Regions from separate parts of the Homo sapiens genome. Here region 2 is linked to region 1. The links are chromatin contacts, found by Hi-C or POLR2A ChIA-PET in ENCODE. All regions are on one chromosome and are shown on one strand. The core of a region is the stretch at or near the end of the contact, and the rest is flanking DNA. Distances in the headings are between cores, read along the strand shown.

Region 1 (2,815 bases), core at 112-2,611:
TCCTCCAAAGACCTTCTCTCCCTGTATTTCAAAGAATCTCCATGTTTTGTTTTCTTTCTCCTTCTGTATGTAAACCAAATGCAGTTCCCTCTGCTTATATTCTAATGAGACACAATGATGAGAAAGGTAACGAAAGTATCAGCACCCATTAAAATAGCAACATTCGCTAAGCACTTGCTCTGTGCTATGCATGGAACTAAGCAGTTTATAGGTGCTACTTCCTTTTCCTCAAAATAGCCCAAAAGATTGGTGTTAATATTGTTTCCACTTCACAAATAGGGAGACTAAGGTTTAGAGAAATGAGCAATTTGCTCAAGGCCACACGGCTAGTGAGCACCAAAACGGTGACTTGACTCCAAAGAGCATGCCCATCATTGCACCCTATCCTGGGAAGAAGAGTCTGGGATCCAAAGTCCTGGGTTCAAATCCCGGTTGTGTAACTCAGAGCAAGTCCCCTAACTCTCTGACCCTTCAGCTCTGCATTTCACCAATGAGGCAAATAAACTCTCTCAGGTTATTCTGAAGATTAAATGAGAGAAGTTGTATAAAGTGCCCCACAGTGAGCTTGGTGCACAGTAGATGCCCAGCAAATGCCTGGCCTCTCTAGACCCCTCTCCACATCCTCAGCCCAGTGCAGTTTCTATCATTTCAATCCTCTTTGTTTCCGCTCCTGCCTTCAGTCCTTGCTCAGAACTTAAAAACTGTGGATGAATTGTGACTGTGATGGATTAATCTTTAATAGCTTCAAATTCCTAGCTCTTTAAAGGAAAAAGTAAGGGAGCTCCAGGCTCCCCAACAGGTGATGCTGAGAGGCTGCTCATCTTTGCCGCGCCACCTTTCGGGACAACAGACTTTACTGCCAACTCTACACCCCAGAGAACCTGCTGGAGCCTCAAGTTGTGGTTTGCTGAAGGAAGAAAACAGCTGTAAGGAAAAGCTCTTCTCTCTGAGCAGAATATTCCAAAGTCGAACAAAACCTACCATTCAAGGCACAGGAATGGTCTGGGCTCATTGTCAGGCTTCCAGGATTTGTTCCAAGGGGAGACGTTTTTACAAACTGAGACTCCCCAGTGGTGCTGGAAACCCAAACACAGTAGCCCAGGGTCTGCAGATGCACCAGGAAATGAAACTTGCTTCATGGATGTGAAACAGTGAAAATTAGCTGAATGATTCCCAATCCCCAGCAAGAGAAGGGGGATGAAAAAACACAGCCCGAATGCTGACTTTCGATTTCAAATTCTTTCTCGGGTGATCTTTAAGACTTGTTAGTTCCGTAAGAGAGGAACTGCTTTCAAGCCAGAACTTCTGCCTTGGCAACCCCAGGCTGAGGAGACCCCAGGCTGGAGCCTGAGAGAAGCCAGACGCAGCAGGGGCCTGTCCGGACTCTCACTTCCCCTGCGCCCCATGTACCCTGCCCTCCCAGCACTGGCCTCACACTTCCACTGGGCCCAGAAATGAAAATAAGAAATAGAAGGGTAATTAGTCACTGTCACACACACTGAGGGGGTGAATGCGGCCTGAGCCTGGCATTTCCGGATCACCACGGCATGGCCTTTGCCAATCTGCCTCTTCTGCGAGGCTGCTTCACGGCCACCTATTGGCCTGAAAAATATTAGTCTTGCTCTCATGCTGGGTTTTGTCTCCTGGGAACCATGGGCGTTTGGCCTGCCCTGATCTTTGTCTACAACTCTGAGATGGAGGTGTCCAGTTACATGGGGAAATAGGATTAGGACCAGCCCTGCCCTACAACATGTGAACAATGCTGCTTTTTGTTAAAAACTCATTCACCCGCTTTGCTGGCTGCCTATGAAGAGGCCAGCAGGTGGAGGGCTAATGAGAAACTGCTCGCCCCGTCCCCCTGCCTCTGGGGAGGCAGCAGAGGGAGCATAGGGGGTGCTCTGCCTTAGGTGTCTTTCTGACAACCCCAGGGTCTCTGTGGACTTGTCCTGACCCAAGGACTTCTAGGAGAGCATGTAAGGGGAAAAAAACAGAATAGAAGGAGTCAGGGGCCAGGGCTCCAAGGCAGGGAAACAGCTTCCGCACAGCTAGCGCTCTCCACTGTGCAGGGTTGGTTCTGTTTTCTTGCTTGTTTGTGGAGGTGGGGAGGAGTGGAGAAAGACTTTTAATTCCACATTCATATGCTTTCCATCAAGTGCACATAGCATTTTTATAAGCAAAATCAGCATGTATATGCTTTTATCACATACAATTTTTAAAAAACCATTTAAGAATAATAGTTTTCTACTATCAAATGGCCTTAGAAAGAAAATGGCATATACTTGGAGTGAACAAAAACATTTTCAAGGACATTTTCTTACAGGGAATTTCATGTCCTCATCCCTGTGGGGTAACGGCAGGTAAGAGCACGGCCTTGAGCGAGAGTGGCGGCCTGGGGACCCTGCCCTGCCTCACAGGACACAGTGTCCAGGAGCATAGGCCTGGCTGGGCTCTGCCCCCGCATCCTGTCAGAGCCCGAGACTCCCTCCCTGACAGCTCCTGAAGCATTCACCTGGACAGACTTCCTTCTGTCAAGGAGAAACAGCTGAGGTCTGAACAACATGATGTGCTTTGAGCTCAAATGCCTGCTTGTCCAACCCAAGCCATGACAGATTCTGAGAACTGAGCGGGTGTTTCACAGCCTACAGAGAAAACACTTGTTCACAAATATTTGTTTTCCTGGCATTACAGCTGGCTTACCATGCCAGGGTTCCTGCAGGTATGTACCCAGCACGGCTTACTTTCATAAAAAACCAAAATGTAACATCAACAACTAACGACAGAGGAAAGCAAGAAGGAGGGTGATGGTTACCAGGGA
Region 2 (2,700 bases), core at 2-2,501, 460 kb after region 1:
TGAAAGAGTAAAAAGCTACAGCTACTACCCCCATCCTCCCACTGCTATATAAAGATAAAAAAAACTCCACTTTTTTTTTCTGAACCCTCTCATGTGTTCATATAGAGCTGACCTTTGAACAACATGGGGGTTAAGGGTGCTAACTCCCCATGCAGTGGAAAACTTGCATATAACTTTTGACTCCCCCAAAACGTTAACTACTAATAGCCTACTGTTGACCAGAAGCCTTACTGATAACATAAACAGTGATTTATATATAGTTTGTACGTTATATGTATTGTTTACTGTATTCTTACAATAAAGAAAGCTAGAGAAAAGAAAATATTAAGAAAATCATTAGGAAGAGAAAATGTATGTACTATTTATTAAGCGGAAGTAAATCATCATAAAGGTCTTCATCCTTGTTGTCTTCACATTGAGTAGACTGAAGAGGAGGAGGAAGTAGAGAGGTTGGTTTTGCTGTCTCAGGGGACGCAGAAGTGGAAGAAATCCACATATAAGTAGATCTGTGCACTTTCAACTTGCTGTTCCAGGGTCAATGATATACATGCCCAACAAATTAACTGTGGTCCTAAATACAGGGAGACTGGGAGCAATTTTTAGCAGAACACAATTGAGAGCCACTAGATGGTGCTTCAACTTAAGTCTCTTAACATTTCGAAGCAAGCTAAGACCTACTAACCTTAAGCAATGTAATCCTGCATTAAAAAAAATTTTTTTCCATACTTCTCCATTTACAAATTCTTTAGGTCTTCTTGGGTGGTTTTGGAACAATTACAGAAGGAGAATAAAATGGTTTAACTTGAAATTAAGGGGAAAAAAATCTTTTTGGTTCCTAAACTTGAATTGTACTACCCTTTTCATTTAATGTTAGTAAAAAACATTTTGTTTACCAAACAAGATAAAGGGATATTAATAGATTCACTTCGGGGAATGGGGAAATGTGAGGATATTTTAGTGGTTAAACCAAGATTAGTACTTGTTTCTTAAACTAGAGAGTTGAGATCACCCAGTCATAAAATGCAAATAGCTGCTTGCTCATGTTAATAGCAGCAGATGGTTAGAGCTACAGATGAAATTAAGTGGCCTTCTTCACTTCCTAGATCCTCCTCCATATCTCCTCCCCCATCATCTTTTAGAGGCATGTGTGGTATTCTAAAGTTAAAAGGAAGCTACGGATAATTGAGGTCAACTTCCTCATTTTGAAAAAGAGGAAACTGAGACTCTCAGAGTTAAGTGAACATGGAGTGTTACTAAGAAGCCAGCTGGCCTACTTGGCTTGTTGCTGAGAGGAAGGCAGCCACCCTAAGGCCACAGTCAGACATGGCACAACTAGGGGAAGAGGGCTGACCATCTCTTTCTTGGTCCCCATCTTACTAATGAGGACTGAGAGCCCTTCACAAGCTTTCCCTCCTGTCTGATTGGCCAAGACTGTATGACAATTCTTTAGCCAATCCCTGGCAAAGGGACTGAGATTTTGCTTATGTTGATTAGTCCTTTCATGCAGATGGGACTAAGATCAACACCTTTCTTCAGACACACATCTTGTGGGAGAGGAGTGAGTGGGACTTGAACAAAATTGGGGCTTTGTTAAGAAGGAGAAATGAAGTATGTGTGTGAAGCCTTGATGAGGGGGATGATAGTAGTCAAACTTAATTTTAGAAGGCACATAAGAACATTGAAGGTGGACGCAGGCAGGGAAGAAAGGCATGCTGGGAAGAGAGGACAGCATGGATGAAGGCAAAGTAGTGTAACAGGGTGTGTCTCTTTCAGGGCAATGGGGAAATTGTCCATATCATCTCCTCACACAAACTCTACATTTCATGAGGTCATCTGAGGACAGAAGACTGCTATTAAGAATGCCAGGAGAGTTTTGCAGGACAAGCAAATCTTGATCAATTTACAATGTTTTCTGAACAGAATGTCCAAATATTCTGACTGATTCACCCAACATTGATTTTAAGATTAAATAAGGAGCCAAGAACATTGGTTTATACAAAGTAGAGAACCAAAGAGAGGCTGGGGAGAGGCAGTGAGTCTGACAGACGATGTCTCTAATCTCAGAAGGGTGGGACTTGGTTTCTGAGCTGGGTAAAGCTGGCAGAGTAGAGACAATTCTCCTTATTCTGGTTTTTCTTGATAAAACATGAAAATTATTCTTGCTCTTAACCCAGTTGAAGAGAGGGCTTGGGGAATAATCTTTATACATTTCTAAATGTCCTTGTGAAAAGTGTCATAGAAACCCAAAGTCTTATTATCCATCCTACCTGTTTCCAAATGCTCCTCATGCACACATTGGTGTGTTCCTCCCTAGAATGTCTCTTCTCCTTAAGACATGGGGGGCCAACACACAGATAAAACATTTTTAGTTGTGACTTCTTCAGTTTGAAGCTCCCACATGTTGAGGAGGGAGCTCTTCAGAGTATAATAGTCACCAGGGAGGAAAGAAATAAGCATCTCTGCACAGGGGAAGGAGGTCATGGGGCTAATCAAGAGAATTTGTAAATATGACAGGAGGGTGACAAAAAACATTCACAGGCTCACATTCAGAAAAAGTAAATTTAACAAGATAACACTAAAACAAGAGGAATCGTGAAGTTCAACCAAATGTTATGACTTTTAAGGGAAAACAATATGAATATCTTTCCAAATCACTGTCATGATTTGCCTGTTCCTAAGCATGCCATCCTCCTGGGAAAC

What was found. A loop is a pair of places that touch in the nucleus more often than their neighbours do. ChIA-PET counts read pairs that join two places held with the same protein, here RNA polymerase II (POLR2A). Pooled maps may share reads with other maps.
Region 2: a loop to region 1 is called in a pooled map, with 2.6 times the contacts of the local background. The contact joins two enhancer-like sites. A Hi-C loop is called at or near these places in 1 of 168 maps with a recorded cell type or tissue (naive thymus-derived CD4-positive, alpha-beta T cell) and 7 of 50 pooled maps. POLR2A ChIA-PET finds 5 or more read pairs at or near these places in 1 of 52 experiments (PC-9).

The regions. Positions count from the first base shown.
Region 1 is chr3:113,274,997-113,277,811 of GRCh38, reverse strand. All of the region lies in intron 9 of BOC (BOC cell adhesion associated, oncogene regulated), which reads right to left. Among named protein-coding and RNA genes, the nearest start is that of BOC, 65 kb to the right of the region's middle. RefSeq lists enhancers at 1,208-1,287, 1,698-1,797. Within about 2 kb of position 1,361, at least 21 of the 41 ENCODE cell types and tissues checked have a DNase peak (open chromatin) inside an H3K27ac peak, as active enhancers do; they include PC-9, where a contact is called at or near this core.
Region 2 is chr3:112,812,387-112,815,086 of GRCh38, reverse strand. CD200R1L-AS1 (CD200R1L antisense RNA 1) reads right to left here. Exons shown (of 3, transcript NR_149027.1): 2 at 360-424. Among named protein-coding and RNA genes, the nearest start is that of CD200R1L-AS1, 11 kb to the right of the region's middle. Within about 2 kb of position 1,251, at least 7 of the 41 ENCODE cell types and tissues checked have a DNase peak (open chromatin) inside an H3K27ac peak, as active enhancers do; they include PC-9, where a contact is called at or near this core.